2 separate regions of the Homo sapiens genome follow, and region 2 is linked to region 1. The links are chromatin loops, found by intact Hi-C in ENCODE. Cell type or tissue: Panc1. All regions are shown on one strand. Links, peaks and the distances in the headings refer to the core of each region. The heading gives the core; the rest is flanking DNA.

Evidence for each region. A loop is a pair of places that touch in the nucleus more often than their neighbours do. Peaks named below come from ENCODE experiments on the same cell type or tissue, not always from the same donor. Only the 100,000 strongest peaks of a DNase experiment are listed, where the experiment ranks them.
Region 2: it touches region 1 in a loop (10-fold over the local background); 34 of 110 quality-filtered maps call a loop at or near these places.

The regions. Positions count from the first base shown.
Region 1 is chr2:105,517,337-105,526,494 of GRCh38, reverse strand. The region is part of intron 1 of LOC105375311 (a long non-coding RNA gene); the gene reads right to left. Among named protein-coding and RNA genes, the nearest start is that of LINC02946, 89 kb to the left of the region's middle. In Panc1, for the core only: CTCF peaks have their summits at 5,094 (motif pointing right) and 6,789; a DNase peak (open chromatin) is centred at 5,064; H3K27ac peaks cover 2,890 bases.
Region 2 is chr2:105,342,740-105,351,897 of GRCh38, reverse strand. It overlaps C2orf49 (chromosome 2 open reading frame 49), which reads right to left. Exons shown (of 4, transcript NM_024093.3): 3 at 8,675-9,050; 4 at 2,687-6,583. The coding sequence ends at 6,527. Among named protein-coding and RNA genes, the nearest start is that of C2orf49, 9.8 kb to the right of the region's middle. In Panc1, for the core only: CTCF peaks have their summits at 6,543 and 6,747 (motif pointing left); no DNase peak of the experiment used is centred there; H3K27ac peaks cover 357 bases.

The DNA of each region.
Region 1 (9,158 bases), core at 3,104-7,103:
TGTGGGCACCGGGGAACGTGGTGGCGCCTAAAACTTGGAGACGCCAGGAACTGCAGAGCCCCGAAGATGTTGTTACATTGTGTCAGAGCCCAGGCTCAGGGAGCCCCGAGGTCTGGGCCCCCAGAAGGACGGGCCTCAACTCTTTTCTCCTGGCTGCCTGCCTGCAATGTGGTAAGCACGTTGTGGAGGGCGGGGGGCGAGCCGGCATGTTTAGAGGGTTTCAGCCCATTTGTGTTATAGCACTTTCAGTCCCACCGCCCGCCCTGTTCTGGCTTGCAGCTTCTGGGCTGGCTCAGCCCCACCACTGCTTCCTGCCATGTGGGGCGGCTACCTGGCGCCCGTGGAGGGTGGAAGGGCTAAAGTGTTACAGCAGCTCTGGCTCAGGGAACCCCAAGGTCTAGGCCCCCAGAAGGGTTTCCAGTCTTCACTCTTGTAGTCCAGGGGTATGTCACCACCCACAGCTCAGCAAGCTGGCCAGGAACGTGTTACAGCTCCCTTTGCTCCTGCTGTTCAGTGAGTCCTAAGTTCTTGTCCCACATCCAGGAAGAATGAGGCTATATGGACAACTGGACGGTGAGCAAGGCAGGGAGGAGCTTTACTAAGTGACAGAACAGCTCTCAAGAGACCCAAAGTAGGTAGCTCCTTTCCACAAGCAGGTCGTCCCAGTGAGCGTCTGAGTCTGACTGAATCTGGGTTTTTTTATGGGCTTGTAATGAGGAAGTGCATGCTGATTGGTCCATGTGCAGACATGGGTGGACATGGAAAAAGCACCATTGGATTGTCCGAAAGGCATCAATGAAGTTCTCACTCCAGGTTGTGGGCTCCACCCAGAACTGGCAATAAGGCCCCCAGGCTTCAGGCTGTTCCTGACTTGAAGGTGGGGCGAGGTCCCACTCCTTGCCCAGGAACCTGTCTGCCTCCCACCACCATCAACATGCTGTTAGCGGTACCCATGCTGTCCGTGCTGAGGGGTACCCACAGGCCTGCGACAAGCCACCCTCAGCCCTCCCCACCTCCCTGAGCTCGTTGGCCCCCAAAGTTTAGAGGGGGCCAAAGTGGTGGAAGAGCTGGCATGTCAGTGCCACCCTAAGCACGCACACATGCAGCTTGGGTTGCGACAGCCCCTGGGCTCAGCTATAACTTTGCTCCACACTGGAGTGGGCACCAGGAGTGGGGAGAGGCTGGGGAGTGGGAGCAGGCACCTCTGAGCCTGTAGGGGCAGGGATCTTTCCAGGCTCCTGAGAGCACAGAGATGCCCAGGTCCAGAGCTGCAGCTGGGTGGCTGCAGTTCTGCCTGGGAGCATGGGCTCCTGACCAGCCAACTTGGTAGGATGCGGGGCTCCCTCTGGGATCACCTGTTCCCAGCCCCCACCAACTCCCCAGAGCATGCAGCCCCAGTCACACCTCTCCTGCTGCAGCTGGCCTGCCCGCAGCAGCCACTCCAGATGGGCTGCCACTGCCATCACTATGATTATCCTGGAAAAACTGGAATGCATGATCACCCTACCTGTAGTTACAAATTTTAGGAATTATAGCAAAATTTCACTTTAAGAAATAAAAACAGTAAATTAAATTCACTTTAAGGCCTACTTCTGTTAATTACTTACAAATAATTATTGAGGAAAAAAACTAATGATTTCTCTTTCTCTTTACATGGAGTATGTATAGAAAAATATTTGGGCTGGGCGTGGTGGCTCACGCCTGTAATCCCAGCACTTTGGGAGGCCGAGGCAGGTGGATCACGAGGTCAGGAGATCGAGACCATCCTGGCTAACACGGTGAAACCCCGTCTCCGCAAAAAATACAAAAAATTAGCCGGGCGTGGTGGCGGGCGCTTGTAGTCCCAGCTACTCAGGGAGTCTGAGGCAGGAGAATGGCGTGAACCCGGGAGGCGGAGCTTGCAGTGAGCGGAGATTGTGCCACTGCACTCCAGCCTGGGCGACAGATCGAGACTCTGTCTCCAAAAAAGAAAGAAAAATATTTGGAAAAAATCACTCTACATTGTCATTTGAAGATTTTATACAATGATAAAATAAACAATTTTAAAAGAAATTTGAAAAGTTCGTAAAATAAAATTTAGAGTCTAGATAGGTGAAATGAGCAAAAACATGTTTCATAGGCTAAGGGAAAATTATAAGCAGGCACTGCAAAGATTCCAAAACTGAATATTTATCAGGCAGTAAGCTCTTAATGCTTGAATTGATTCCAGTACTCTGGAATTACAAATTTACCCCTAGTGTCAGAGTATTTAGTAATAAAATTTCACATTGTTGTTTTGTTGGGAGAAAAATATTACACTGTTTATCTACTTTATTTTTTAAAATTTTTTAATTTTTTTTTTTTGAGACGGAGTCTTGCTCTGTCTCCCAGGCCGGAGTGCAGTGGCGCCATCTCAGCTTACTGCAACCTCCGCCTCCCAGGTTCCAGCGATTCTCCTGCCTCGGCCTCCCGAGTAGCTGGAACTACAGGCATGTGCCACCACGCCTGACTAATTTTTGTCATTTTAGTAGAGACAGGGTTTCACCATATTGGCCAGGCTGATCTTGAACTCCTGACCTCTTGATCCACCTGCCTCAGCGTCCCAAAATGCTGGGATTACAGGCATGAGCCACCGCATCCGGCCATCTACTTTATTTTAAAAAATGTTTCAAATAAATATGTCCTCAACAATGTTAATGAAACTCTCTATATTAATAAGGTTTATGGGAAAGGGTTCTAGGTAAAGAAAGGTCAGTAGTAAAGTAAACAACACACAACTTATATGTTCCAGATCTGTTATTTGTTCAACTCTGGCATGTGGCAAACAACTTTGATTATAGAATTTTAGGAGTTGATTTTGTTTCTCAAATTGGGGCCTTCGTACCACCTGGATCAAGGTCATCTGTGGGTTTTATTTTAAAAATGAAGACATGCAGGCGCATCTTGGATCCTTCTGTGATCTGCCCTCCAGCTGATTATTATTCCTACTGAAGTTTGGGCTCTGCTGTGATACTAGTGATGAATGAAGCACCAAGATTTGGAATGAACTCAGTAGGGGTGAGCTGGAGCCACAGTGAAGAAAGATGTAGAATCTTGTCTGGGCAACAGTGCTTAGACCATCACATAGTTCTCTTGTCTCCCTTCAACTCTCCTCTTTTTTTTTTTTTTAGACAGGGTCTCATTTTCTCTGCCCAGATTGGAGTGCAGTGGTGCGATCTTGGCTCACTACAACCTCCGCCTCCCAGGCTCAACTGAGTCTCCTGCCTCAGCCTCCCTAGTAGCTGGGATTACAGGTGCACACCACCACGCCTGGCTGATTTTTTTGTATTTTTGGTAGAGACGGGGTTTTGCCATGTTGGCCAGGCTGGTCTTGAACTCCTGATCTCAAACGATCCACCCGCCTCGGCCTCCCAAAGTGCTGGAATGATAGGCATGAGCCACTGTGCCCGGCCTCCCCTTAGTTTTTATTCTTTTGGCCTCTTCCTTGAGTTTGTCCCATGAGAGTTCCCTGCCAATTTGACCTGTTGACTTTCTGCTCTACTTTTACGGTCTGCTGCTGCATCTGGAGGCCACCTGTTTGCAGTGAAACCCATCTCTGCCTTGTAGCTTCAGGTTTCTGCAACCGGGTTTCTGGTCACCTTGACCCAGATTCCTGGCCAGCTTCCACAGCAGGCAGTAATGCCATACTGAGCAGAAATTTAAACACTGTGTGTTGCAAGCTAAAAAAGTACAATCCATGAGGTCAGTTAGGCTTGACGAAAGTATTGTTTAACCCTGAGGTTATCGCTGTTATCTATTACAGAGAAAGTAAGCTAATTAATGCTCATAATGAGTGGTATTGTTTGAATGTGTCCCTAAATGTTTTCTTGGTTTTTCGTTTTGTTTTGTTTTGAGACAGAGTTTTGCTCTTGTTGCCCAGGCTGGAGTGCAATGGTGCAATCTCGGCTCACTGTAACCTCCACCTCCCAGGTTCACGAAATTCTCCTGCCTCAGCCTCCCGAGTAGCTGGGATTACAGGCATGCGTCACCACACCCGGCTAATTTTGTATTTTTAGTAGAGATGGGGTTCCTCCATATTGGTCAGGCTGATCTTGAACTCCTGACCTCAGGTGATCCACCCGCCTCGGCCTCCCAAAGTGCTGGGATTACAGGCGTAAGAGAAGGCGTAAGTCTTCTTCTTCTTCTTTTTTTTTTTTTTTTTTTTTTTTTGAGGCAGAGTCTTGTTCTCTGGAGACTGGAGAGCAGTGGCACAGTCTTGGCTCACTGCAGCCTCTGTCTCATGGGTTCAAGCAATTCTCCTGCCTCAGCCTCCTGAGTAGCTGGGACTACAGGCACCCAGCACCATGCCCAGCTAATTTTTTTTTTTTAATAGAGACAGGGTTTCACCACGTTGGCCAGGATGGTCTCAAACTCCTGACCTCAAGTGATCTGTCTGCCTCGGACTCCCAAAATGCTGGGATTACAGGCGTGAGTCACCGCGCTTGGCTGTGTCCCCTAAATTTTATGTGTTGGAAACTTAATCTCCGAATTCATATGTTGATGGAATTTGAAGATGGTATCTTTTAGCATTAAAGGGAAATATTAGTAGATAAGGTCATCAGGGTGCATCCCCATGAAGGGACTTGTGGCTTTATAGGAAGAGAAAGAGAGTCTTGTGCTGACATGCACGCTTGCCCTGTCTTGCCATGGGATGCCTCCCGCATGTCATGAGACAGCAGAAAGGCCCTCGCCAGATGCTGGTGCCATGCTCTCGGACCTTCCAACCTCCAGAACCATGAGCTAAAGAAACTTCTTTTCCTTATAAGCTACCCAGCCTGTGGTATTCTGGTATAGCAACAGAGAATGGACCAATACAGTCAGCACGCTGCATCATCAAGGAAAGATGTAATTGGGTTCATTATCTCTCACTTAATAAGGCAGTAAATTAGTAATTATTTTAGAAATATTCCCATAAACAATTTAAAATATATGTACATCAAGCTTTAGTTACCCAAGGAGGGAGAGGGGGAACACTCGCTCAAAATTCTCACCACATCATGATAATCAATGATAAATAAGGAATAACTGGAATAGCCACTATGCTTTGTTTGAAGAAAGAAGTTGTAATAATCTGTTTTTACACCAGATGGCAGAGTTGGTTTTCCTTTGGTTTTTTTTTTTTTTGTTTGTTTGTTTTTTTAAAGACTCCAAAATAGCTGCCTATTTTATATAACCAGCTTTTACTTGTTGGTTCCCATCAGGTCAATATAATTTGTTTAATACCTTTTCACATAAGGACATAGCACAATGAAAGGCTTACTTTACCCTAAGCCTTTTAGGGGGAAACAGAATAGCAGATGGTCTAGAGAGTATGATTCAGCTAGATTATACCTACTTTGCCAAAGGAATTATGCATTTAAATAATACCTGTGGTTGCCTTCAAACTAACACAAGTTTTCATAATTTTTATATACAATTATAAAACCTATTGGCTTATCATTCCAATAGTTTCTGAAACATCAACTATACTGCTTGCAAATGCATTTTTTGAAATTTATGTCTACTACTAACAATCATAAGAAATGAATTTGTATTCTTCTTATTGTGTGTGTTATCTTGTTTTCATTTTACTTTTTTCCCTACTAAACTTGAGGAGCAAAGCAAAAATACTAAGAGATTCTTTTTCAATAACTAGTGTAATAAACATTCAATATGCTAATTATCATAAGATAGACCTCTCTCGTTCTCACAACAAATAACTGTACAGAAGATGCAAATGTCCATGTACCTTATACTTCCACGCAAATTGCAGAATTTATCCCTAAATTTTAAAAGTGTAAGTATGGCTACATTTTGGAACCGTGGAATGTCTTAGTTCATATGTCCTACATTGCCCATTATACTATTTGTGAACTTGCCTTAGCATTAATCTCAAATATAAACTGCTTGGAACTTAGAGGTTAATGTTGCTCTCCTGGTCCCCCTGAGGTGCCCAGCTGTATTATGGCATAGATACCTGACACAGCTGTGGCAAGAATGAGTGCACAAATGGATAGGGTAAGAGAATAGGGGATATCGGTTTGTTGCATTATAGATTCCAGAAATACTTAAATTTCATCACACATACTTAACCGTTCTGTTCTTACTTATCCCATATCCTAGATGAGGCCATTTGAACCCAGAGGTCCATGCCTGGCACATGGTCAGAACTAAATATATGTTAATGCCCTTCTGGTCTCTTTTTTTCCTAAAGACTAGATGACTCTGTGACTAGAACCCTTGAGAACACTCAAAGTCAGAGGATATAAATAAGCATATAGTAATGTGTGTCTACATTACTAAAAAACAACTGAAAATCTAATCTCACCCAAACTGAAACCAATTTGGCTAAAACAAGTAAGAAATATCTTGAAGGGGCAGCGCTCCCTGCTAGTTGTTCCAGTGCAAGTTCTTGATTGTCAGTTAGAAATAAAAAATTTTAAGCTGGGTATGGTGCTCATACCTGTAATCCCAGTGCTTTGGGAGGCTGAGGTTGGAGGATTGCTTGAGGTCAGCCTGGGCAACATAGCAAGACCCCATCTCTTAAAAAAAATTTATTTTTAAGTCAGCCAGGTGTGATGGTGCATGCCAGCTCCTCAGAGGTCAAGGCAGAGGGTCACTTCAGCCCAGAAATTTGAGGCTACAGTGAGCTATGATCATGCCACTGTACTCTAGCTCTAGTAGAGCAAGACTCTGTCCCCCCAAGAATTTTTATTTAAAGACAAACTGAAGTTTAGTAATAGCCTATGGTTTGAGTGCATGATATCTTCCAGTAAGTGGCGGTGTGGGGTTTAGCATCCTTCTTTTCTGTGATATTTAAACTAATTTATTCTTTGTATTTAATAAATGTTGAGTAACTACTTTGTCCAGAAAGTTTTTTATAGATACGGAAGAAAGGGAACCTGCGGTCTGTGAAGGGCAAAAGGCTAAATTGGGCTTCCATTTGTGCTATTTTCATGTATTAATTTAATATTTACTGAGTATAATAATAGTAGTCAATCTTTATTAGCTTTTACTTACTGTGAGCCAAACATTATTCTAAGCACCTCATCTATATTAACTAATTTAATTTTTATAAAAACCTTAGGAACAAAATGCTACTTTTAGCTGATTGTGCAAATGAGGATCCTGAGCACAGAGTTGAAGGGCCTGCCCAGAGCCACCCAGGCAGCAGGTGGCTGAGACAGCCCTGCCTGCATGGAGTTCAGCACTTACAGATTCCCAGGCTTGCAGAGGTCCAATAAATACTGGTTAGGAGCTCCTAGCATACATGCAAACTGATCAATGATAGCGCTATGCAGTGGAGAATGAACACCATGCCAAGAGGGCCCAGATGAGGGAGCAAGTGTGTCTCCCCAGGGGATGAGGCAGACCTTCCCCAGAGAGGTCACACTTACACAAGGCGTTAGAGGAGAAGCATGGTCCCTGGAAGATGCAGCAGCACACGTGCACAGACACAAGTGTGGGCTGCCTGGGAGCTGTCAAGGGGGTCAAATAGCCTGTGTGCATTGATGGGTGTTGGGGGCTGAGCTGGAGCTGCGGCCCCCGGTGTGTGAAGGGTTCCCCTCCTGGCCTAGGCTAAGGGTTCGGCATTCATCTTGCAGAGCCAAGGATGAGTTTAGCAGGGAATTAACTCCACCTGACTTTGGTGTGGATGACAAAGTGCAGTGCGGTGGGAAATGAGCTAATGTGGAGGACATCTGGGTCTTTGGACTCCTGGGGAAGCAGATCAGGGAGGCCAGATGTAGGCCTGACTCTGTCCATCAGCTGAGTGGCCTTCGTGAGAGGTGACTTCCTTGGTTGTGACCTGGGGATTAACAAACCAAACTCCCAAGTTTGTTGGGAGGATTGGATGAGGACAGTGCTTGCTCAGCACCTCTTATAAAGGAAACGCTCATCAACATTGGAGCTGGTCCCAGCCATGGACCCTTCCTAGCCCTGCCCCACCCCGCCTGCAGACCATGGCAGTCAGGCAGTGATGATACCGAGACAGACATCACTGAACACCTAGGCTGAGCCCCTGGCCGGCCAGCACCCCGGGAAGCAGGTCCAATGCAGGTGCAAACATGTTTCCTGTGAGGACTATGGTCCAGAGAGGCCAGGCCACCTCACCAGGTCACACATGTGTCATCAGGGGGCTGGGGTTCAAACCCAGTTCTGTTTGGCTGATTCTAAATCCCCACTGGCCCTCTCTATGCAAGTACATATAATACCTCTTGAGAGCCCATCAGTGCAGAAGGGATTCTGACTCTCTTTTCCCTCACATGCCTGCTTGGGACACATGGGCATGGCAGGACAAGAGGACCCCATCTAGAGCCGAAACTGCAGCCTCTGGGTGCACTCTTGTTGGTAAGTGTTCTGGGCATGCTGCCTATGGAGCCATGGCCTCCAAGCCTTTAGATGTCACCAGCTGGAAGCGGCTAACAGCAAGTCCCCTGGGACGTTCTCAAACCCACAGGCATTCTGCAAAGGGCAAGGGGTCAGTATAGAAGGCAGCATGGCAAGGGCTGAAAACCTGGCTGGGAGCCCCAGGCACTGGTCCCACATGCTCCTGGTCCTCTGGCCAGCCAAGTCCCTGGGTGCCTGCCAGAGTTCTGTAGCACAAATACCAGGGAGCTGGGGCCTGTGCCCTCAAAGGCAGCATTAAGTTATCAGAGAAAAATATACATACATACATAATACACATATATACACGTACATATATGTACACATATACACACACACATAAATATATGTTAATAATGCAAAGTTGGATCTTAGCCCTCAAAACAGACAAGGCCTCTATTTGAAATTGCCCAGCTGAAACCCCATCTCTACTAAAAACACACAAAAAAATTAGCTGGCTGTGGTGGCGGGTGCCTGTAGTCCCAGCTACTCACTAGGGAGGCTGAGGCAGGAGAATGGCGTGAACATGGGAGGCGGAGCTTGCAGCGAGCCGAGATTGCGCCACTGCACTCCAGCCTGGGGGACAGAGCGAGACTCTGTCTCAAAAAAAAAAAAAAAAAAAAGAAAAAAATTGCCCAGCTACATTACTATCTAGAAGTCAAAGTTAACAAACCAAGAGGAAGTTGAACCTGGCAGAAAAGATTAGCTGTGTGTATGTTTCCTGGAGAAACAGAAGCAAGTTTATGGCCCATGGCCAGGGCAGGATCCACCAAGCC
Region 2 (9,158 bases), core at 5,159-9,158, 180 kb after region 1:
TATCTATAGAAATGTACACCTATAGGGGTTAATATAGGTACATATATTTCCTTGCTCTGTCAGTTGAGGAGGCCTAAAAACAATGACACCCCAGTAGCAATCAGCATACTTAGTACCCAGATCTCAGTTTTTAATAAAAGGAGCAAAGGCTCCTTAGAGAAATGGCTCATTCTACGGCTTGAGCAAGAAATATACAAAATGACGCTAGAGCATCCTATAATACCAGAAAGGATGTGTTCAAAGAAAACACAATCATGGGATAAGTCACAGGGAAACGGGAGCGAACTGAAAGAGCTTTCAATGGCCAAAGCAGAAAGAACTGGAGTTAAAAAACAAAACAAAACAAAAACACACATTAGACTTTAACCCAAAATATAAAATAAGTATCCATGAGTCATACTGACATAAATCATTAAATAAAATTAATGGTAGAGAATACTTAAGTCTCCTGTGCAGAATTCCAAATAATTTAGGTACTTCACCAGCAAAGTAACTCTGCATTCCTTAAGTGAGTTTGTTCCAAAGAGCACAGTATGTATGAAAAGGGGAAACAGAAATAACCTTTTTTTTTGGGGGGGGGGGGGCGCGGTGGGCAAAAATGACATTTAGAAGGGAAAAGCAATAACTATAGTGGAAAAAAATGACAAACACTACGTCGGCCAAATGAGGTTAAGGTTAACCTCAAAAGTAGTATCATGTTTACAGCATGTGTCCTCAAAATAATGTGATGAAAATGGCAATTTACCTCTGTAGTCCTCCCCGCAAAACACATAGCCCCAGTCTAGTCATGAGAAAAACAGAAAAATCCCAATTGAGGAACATTCTCCAGGTATTTACCTGACCATTACTCTTCAAAACTGTCATCAAAAACAAGGAAACTCTGAGAAACTGTCACATCCAAGAGAAGCCTAACATGACATGACAACTAAATAACATGGTACCCTGGGTAGGATCCTGGAACAGTAAAAGGGTATTAGGGAAAAACTCAGAAAATCGAAAAAAATTAAGAACTTTAGTTAACAATGAGTCATTTCAACAAAGGTACCATATGAATGTATGTTAGTAGGGAAACAGTGTGGGGTATGTTAAAAATCTGTACTACTGTGGCAATTTCTCCAGAAATCTAACTGTCCTAGTTTATTTTTTAAAAGTTTATTTTAAAAACTTATATAGCAAGGCAGAACAGACAAAACAGAAGGCTTCGAAAGATAGGATGGTTTTATATTTATGAAAAGCATTTGTCTTTCACCATAACTGGTAAAGCATTTTACAGTCTCCTAAATGTTTGTTAGTCAAAGAAGTAAGTTTTAGTTTAAACTATTTACCTGAAGATTAAAAAAGAAAACAACACTTGGCTAATTTTACTTGAGGATAAAAGACAGGGCTATTACAGACTTACTCAACTAGTCTATTTTTGATTAAACTGAATGCTTGGTTAAGTCTCAACAGAGTTAACAAACAGCTTCCAATTGGTATTAGAATCAAATCCAAAGTCCTACATTCATACATCATCTGGCTCCTGCCTACCTTCTTTGACTTCATTTTATACTACCACTGCCCGTTTTCATTCACTGGAGCCACACCAGTCTTTCTGTTCTAAGAACCTAGTAAGCCTTAGGGCTTTCATGTTTTGTCCTTGTCTGGGACCTGTTAACTACTGCTGGGTAGCAAACTACCCCCGACACTTAGTGGCTTTATACAACTCCCATTTTATTCACTCATGATTCTGAGAGTCATCAATTTGGACTGATCCCACCAGGAAGCTCATCATACAACTTTAGTCAGCCGGCAGCTAGACCGGGGGGGATAGGTGACTAGTGGTCACATCTGGCAGTTAGTGCTGGCTGTTGGGTGAGCCATGTATTTCCAGTGGGTATGCCTGGGCTTTTTCACATGGCTGCAAGCAGAAGTCCAAGTGTAAGAGTAGAAGCATTCACTTGATCAAAGCAAGTTACAAGGCCAGGTCCACATACAAGTGGTGGGAAGCTGACTCCAGCCTTGATGGGAGGAGTATGCAGCCATCTAAAACTGGACACATGTAGAATGCTTCTCCTGAAAGCTCTCCATAGCTATGCCTTAGGCATGCTCTCTTCAAAATATAGTATCTTCAGAGGCCTTTCCTAACCACTGTATTTAAAATAGCTTCTCATCCTACTTTCTTCATCCTTCACCATTTCTTGACCCTGTTTTACTTTCTACCATTACAATTACCCATTATTTCATGGTTCACTGTCTGTTTTCTCTATGAAAGCAAGTACTTAATCTGCCTTGTTCATTCCCAAGAAAGAGCTAGCATAGTAGGTACTCAACAAATACACAGGCAATTCTAATCTCTATTTTTTATTCCACAATAAGATGATCAAGCTACTAAACAACTGAAAAAGCAATGCACTTTAGTTAGTAAAATGCACTTTAGTAAAAACAATCTAAGTGGAAATAAGATTTTTGTCTCTTCTGTCCAGACAAAAAAAATGAAGAATCTATGTGTTAAGTACAAAGTAGAAGCTGGGTGTGCTGGTGCATGCCTGTAGTCCCAGCTACAGGAGGCTGAAGCAGGAGGACCACTTGAGCCAAGGAGTTCAAGGCTGCAGTGAGCTATGATCATGCCACTGCACTACACTCTGGGCGACAGAGCAAGACCTCATCTCTAAAACAAAACAAAAGACAAAGTAGAAAGTTACCTGAGTCTTTTCCAAGTTATTTAATTTACAGCATCAGTCTCCAAATATAATAATATTAAGATAGCAGTTTAGAAATTAACTTTTTTTCAGATCACTCTAACATAAAATCTCTCAACTGAATCTCTAGTTTGTCTCATTTTGTTAAGAGCTTTAATATTACATGGGAAGTTCAGAGACTTCTATTTCCATCCCTCAACATGTAGTGACAGTCAACATGTCAGGCTCTGTAGCACCGTGATATCCCAGCACCAGACCACTCCAGCCACCCTCTCATTCAAAGAAGGGCTACAAGATATGGCTGGACTACTCGAATCACATCTGATCTTAATCAATCCAGGTATAGAAAGTTGTACTATAAAGAATACTTTCCAAAATTGTTCACTCAAATAAAAACAGATCAAGTCATTACAGAGCATTTTTCCATTTTAATAAGAATAACAGACCTACTCAAGGTAATTTTATTCTGTTTATTTAAATAAGGATAAGACTACTTAAAAGACTTTTTACATACAAAAATGTACAAGGTTAAACTTTTCTGTACTGAATTACAAAACCTGCACAAGCATGTAATAAAAGAGCACACTTAAAAACATTCTGACCATTATTTAGCCTCTAAAAATTACTGAAGTTCAACAGTAGTAAATAGAGGAAGCTCTTACATATATATATATATATATATATATATATATGATTTAATCTACTGGCAGTTTTACTTAATGTAAGTATTTAAAAGGTCACATTGCTATTGAATGAGTCTCTAGATCAATTTTAGAATTGTCTCTCAAAACTTAAGTCAACCAAAATATTATTTCAAATAGTAATTCCAATTCTGAAGAATTTTAATACCAGCAAATATATTATGGCCTCATAGTAGTAACTGAACCAACTTTCCAAAGTGCCTGGTAGCTGTCCAGATGAATTAGGCTGCTTTGGAAAACTGTACTGTCTCTACAGCCATTGAGAAGCCATTCAGTGCCCTGGTAGGGACCTGAGACTTTCCAGAATTCACACAGCAGTCTATGATCCCTCAAATGTAAGAGGACAGGGGGTCAGCCTATCTTCACCTCTCAGTGAATGTGGAGGGCCAAGCAATATGACTTGCAAACCTAAGCTAGAAGCTTGGGATCTACAGTAAGGAGGAAGGAGAATTAAAGTAGAGAAAGAAAATGTATAAGGAGAAAGGGAAAAGAAGGAACAAAGAGGGAAAAGAAAAAACAAGGATGCCTGCTAATGGCAGGAAGTGGTAAAGTGCCTATAACTACAACTTACAAGCCACCCACTAATTCTAATGCCATTCATTTGCCTACTCCAATAATAAGAAAAGCTGGCTTTACTGGAATATAGAATCTAGAGCAACATTACCCGCCTCATGTTAGTGAGTAACTAGTATTCTAAAGTTGTTTGCCATACATATCAAGTTCTTCTAACCTTTGAAGCAAACCAAAACACTTCAAAACTCAGGGCTCCCAGGGCTGCTGCTCCAGATTCCCAGCATTCAGCATGCTTCATTATGTGGAGAAAGACATTTCAAGACAAGCTGTATCTATACACCTTCAGAAGGAACAAAGCTCTAAGAAGGTGGGATTATGTTAACACATAGTACATGGTTTAGCGTTTCTCCACATTTCAAACTCAAAATAGCTCAATAATATGCTGCTACATGAGCATTGATTCTGAATGTTCATAATATAAACTTCAATTTGAAGCAACAATGTTACACAGTTCAGCTGTTATTACCAACCTACTCTGTAAGTTAAAATACAAATAAAATATTAATTTTATTGAGTAACTAAAAATAAGTTCCCACTGACTTAAAATCGTCAAATGGCTAACTCTCTCTCAACTAAGAGAGCAACACAGATGGAAGCAGAGAGGACAACTGAATATAAAATAAAATTTGTCAATCTACTCTATAATCTGCACTTTTAAAATCCCCTTTTGCATATATGTATGTATAGGATCACAGTTGCCCACCAACATTATGTCTGTCAGCCCTGCAGATAACAATTTACTGTAACGTTAACAATTTATGCAATACTTAGTATGTTTTATCTTATGTGTACAGATTTACAGTTTGGAATAAAGGCAGAATGATTAAAAACTATTGGGTTAAAGTCTTAGTATGGTACTTACCTGCAAGGCTGAATTAATTTTTTGGAAGGCTATTCAATAGCTGAACTAAAATGCTTGTTTAACAAATCAAAAGAGGAATAAGACTACTTTAAAACATATTGAAAAAGGTAAATCCCAATTTGAAGATCAATCATATAACGAAAAAAGTATGAAGTATCCTTTGCTCTTGCTTAGAAACACATAGCAGAACAGTAGAAACTAGAACTCATGAATATAAGGTAAACCCTATTTTCCCACTGATTTCCATTATACAATTGGAGTGAAAATACCACTCAAACAAAAATAAACAAAAAATCTTAGCAGGTAATTCTGTGTAGAACAGCCATGTGGGAATTGTCTATATTACAGCTGCAGGGAATCTCATGTAAGCTAGGAGTCCATCTTCCTATGTTGCACTCTGCAGTGACTTCTGACTCCAGTAGCTCCTCTATTGCCTACTCCATATTACGCTAATTTTTGCCCCTGACTGCTATGCTTCCTGGACTCTTATAAATTCTAGAATTCTACCCCCACTCCTAACTCTCTAAACTTTCTTCCATCGAATACCACCTCTAACATGATTACTCTGCCTGAAGACTTTTTAAATCAACTTCATTTTGAAAAGATTAAGCTCCCACGAGCGAGTAATAGCTGAACTCACAGAGTGAGATCACAGACTGCTCATGAAAAGAGTACGTAGGACTGCTACATGACAAGAACATTCTAAAGGATGGGCCAGGTACAGAATCGACCAGTCAACTCATAATATATGTATCAATTGTTACAACTTCAAGGAAAGGAGCAATAGCAAGCACTGATTCCTTTTTGCTTTTTATGGGAAGAAGCAATGTAAGCAATTAAAGAACAGCATTTTTATCTGTATATTCTGAATAGTTTTCCAGCACTACTACAAAGATGCTTTTCTTGGTGAACATTTAAGGATGAATGTTGCAGTATTTACTAAAATACTGTGATAAATTGGTATATGCTTCTGCTTTGTAAAAGAAATAAAATGGCAGGCAAACTAGTAAAATATTTGAGTTTTTAAAAAAAATCTCAAAAATCTCAAATTTCCCCCAAAGACTCTGAACAAGGCTAATGAGAGTAACTCCGAAAATTCACTGAATGCTTTTTTTTTTTTGAGATGGAGTTTCGCTCTTGTTGCCCAGGCTGGAGTGCAATGGTGCGATCTTGGCTCCCCGCAACCTCCGCCTCTCAGGTTCAAGCGATTCTCCTGTCTCAGCCTCCTGAATAGCTGGGATTACAGGCATGCACCACTATGCCCAGCTAATTTTGTATTTTTTAGTAGAGACGGGGTTTCTCCATGTTGGTCAGGCTGGTCTCAAACTCCTGACCTCAGGTGATCTGCCCACCTCAGTCTCTCAAAGTGCTGGGATTATAGGCGTGAGCCACTGCGCCTGGCCAATTCAATGGATGCTTTATAGCACATTTGTAGCTAATAATTTCAGTAGGGTCAATATAAATGACATATACTAAGCCATTGGTTTAAAAAGATATTCTTTCCTAATCAGGGCAAGACAGGCAAGAATTTTAAAAAAGGAAGGGAGGGAGGGAAGAAGGGAAGGAAAATAAATCCTTTATTTTTTTAAACCTATTTGAAACCTCTTAAGAAAATTCCACAATAATCAGGATTTCTGTAAATATTGTCAATATATATGAACATATTTGAAAAACTACAGTTACAGTATATTTACATTTTTGGAAACTTTTCTTCAGGGCCAAGTAACATGTTGTATCTTCCTTTTTGCTTGTGGGGGCTTCAGGTTATTCTGAAAGACATGAACAGAAATCAGTTTATACTTGCAGAAATATCAGAAAACAACTAAAATGAACATTTCAAACAACCAAGGTTTACTATTAATGTATTAATGGAAGATCACTGCTGCCATCTGGTGGGAATATATTTAAAGAAACAGGGGTGAGTTCTCTAGCTCTGTGGTTCTCAAATGTGTGTAGTTTAGAATAACTTAGAGCACTTAAAAACATGCCCCAGGCCTGGTCTTATCACAGAACCAATTAAACCAGAATCCATAAAAGGTAGGGGGATAAGGCTCTGACTTCTTTTTGCTTTTTTTGGAAGCTCCTCAAGTGATGTTAACATACAATCAGAGTTGAAAACCACTGACTGCTCCAGATCTGCTTTCTCCCTGTCCAGCCTATCTCCTCCATCAACTTTACAATTTAACAATCCAAAGTCAATGCAAATAGGCTGGGCAGGTGGCTCACGTCTGTAATCCCAGCCGAGTCAGGTGGATCACTTGAGGTCAGGAGTTTGAGACCAGCCTGGCCAACAGGTTTGGTGAAACCCTGTCTCTACAAAAATAAAAAAAAAAAAAATTAGCTGGGTGTGGTGGCAGGCGCCTATAATCCTAGCTACTCGGGAGGCTGAGGCAGGAGGATTGCTTGAACCTGGGAGGCGGAGGTTGTAGTGAGCTGATATCTCACCACTGTACTCCAGCCTGGGAGACAGAGCAAGACTCTGTCTCAAAAAACAAACAACACAACAAAAACACAAAGTCAATGGGAAATGTTAATAAGAAGAAAAAGATTTATATGTGGGCCCTACATAAAAAAGAATCTTTTATCCTTAGTGTTTCACATATAGCTCTCTCACACTCTCTCTCTCTATATATATATATATCTCATATCTATAAAACAGTAAAATTTTGTAGGGTAGAGAAATGCTGTTTAAGAGCCTGGAAAAAAAAAATTCTCTGAGGCTTACTCCTTATGGCAATATTTGAGATGTGGCTTTATTGTTCTAACTCTTATCCCACACCTTCCTCCTCTCTCCCACAAAGGTAGCTGAAAGGAGTATGGACGAAGCATGGCCTCCAAAGTGTGTGCCCTGGGATCAAACAAACCTAAATTCAAATCGCAGCCTGGTGGCTTACTAATAACTCTGGAATTCTGGACAAACTTATTTAAATTTACTAAGTTTCTGTTTCCTTATCTGTGAAATAGGAATAACGAAGATGCCTACTTCATAGTTACTGAAAGGATTCAATGAACTAATAAAAGTAAAAAACTCATGACCAGTCAGGTGGTTTTCTTTTTCCAGTCTACTATTTTAGAATGTTTGAATTTTCTGAGTTTTGATCCCTTTGATACATGATTAGATGATAATAATAATAAAGGCAAAGTATTCTACAGAATAATGGCTATTAAACTACTAGGTATTTAAAAGTAAAAGCACTTTTCTGAAGCGCCTATATATATTTTATATTATATATATATAAATCATCTCACAAATTAAACTCTAATACATTGTGTTAACTGCACTAAATGTGCCAACAAGCATCCAAATGATTCAACATAGTGGAGCACAACATAATAGATTTCCCCAACTTCTGCTATCCCCACAAAGCTAGGTAAATTGAGCAGTAGGCGAGGCAAGTGGTAAATCTTAAAAAGATTCTGGTGTCTGGTGTGGTTTTAAGGTATGCACAAACAGACAGACTTAAGGTCAGGCCCCAAATGCTACTTAATAAATGTGTGACCCTGGACAAATTACTTAATGTTCTAAACCTTGCTAATAAAGGAATATTTATCTGTTTTAGTTCCAAGACAGTTAAAGGAACTAAATGAGAAAAATCTAGGAAAACTGCCTAACAGATCCTCTCTCTACGTATTTTAAGCAGAAATAACTTGAGTGAACTTTTAAAAACATTAATCACCATGGATTTTTAAATTCCAGGATTCAAGTACTGGAGTAATAAGTTGTATTATACAAATCAGACAGACCATCAAAAGGGTTCAAGAACAGAATGTAGCACAGTCGACCCACCTCCCGTCATGAGGCAGACTGCTCAAGTTTCATTCAGACCACTTACCAGCATGGAAACCACCCCCATACTTACCATGGCCTCTGCCTCTTCTTTAGGAGCAGCTCTCTTTAACTTCACTGGAGTAGTTCCAACAGGGGACAATGGTGGCGACTTCACAGGGCCTGAAGGACTTTTCCTATGCGTTAAGTCATGGTTCTGTTTAGCGTCATTATTATTGTGTTCCGTTTTATTGTTCACAGGCAAATTGGAAGACAAAATTAGGGGTGAAACACTCGAAGAGGAATTTGATAATTTTCTAAAGGCATTACTGGTAAAGCTTGCCTGCGGGGGAGGCTTCAGTCGATCATTATCTCCATTCTCTGTCTTTTTCACTTTTATGCTTGTACTTGTTGAACTTCCATCAAATACGATGAGGGGTCTTTTCCTTAACCCATCTACAGTGCTACTCCTGAAATCAAAGAGATGCACTCTTGAAAAATACCATCTGGAACGGCAAACCAGTTCACTGGGATTCAAGTTAAAATAAGCAGTAAACAAAAAGATTTTCTGATAAGAC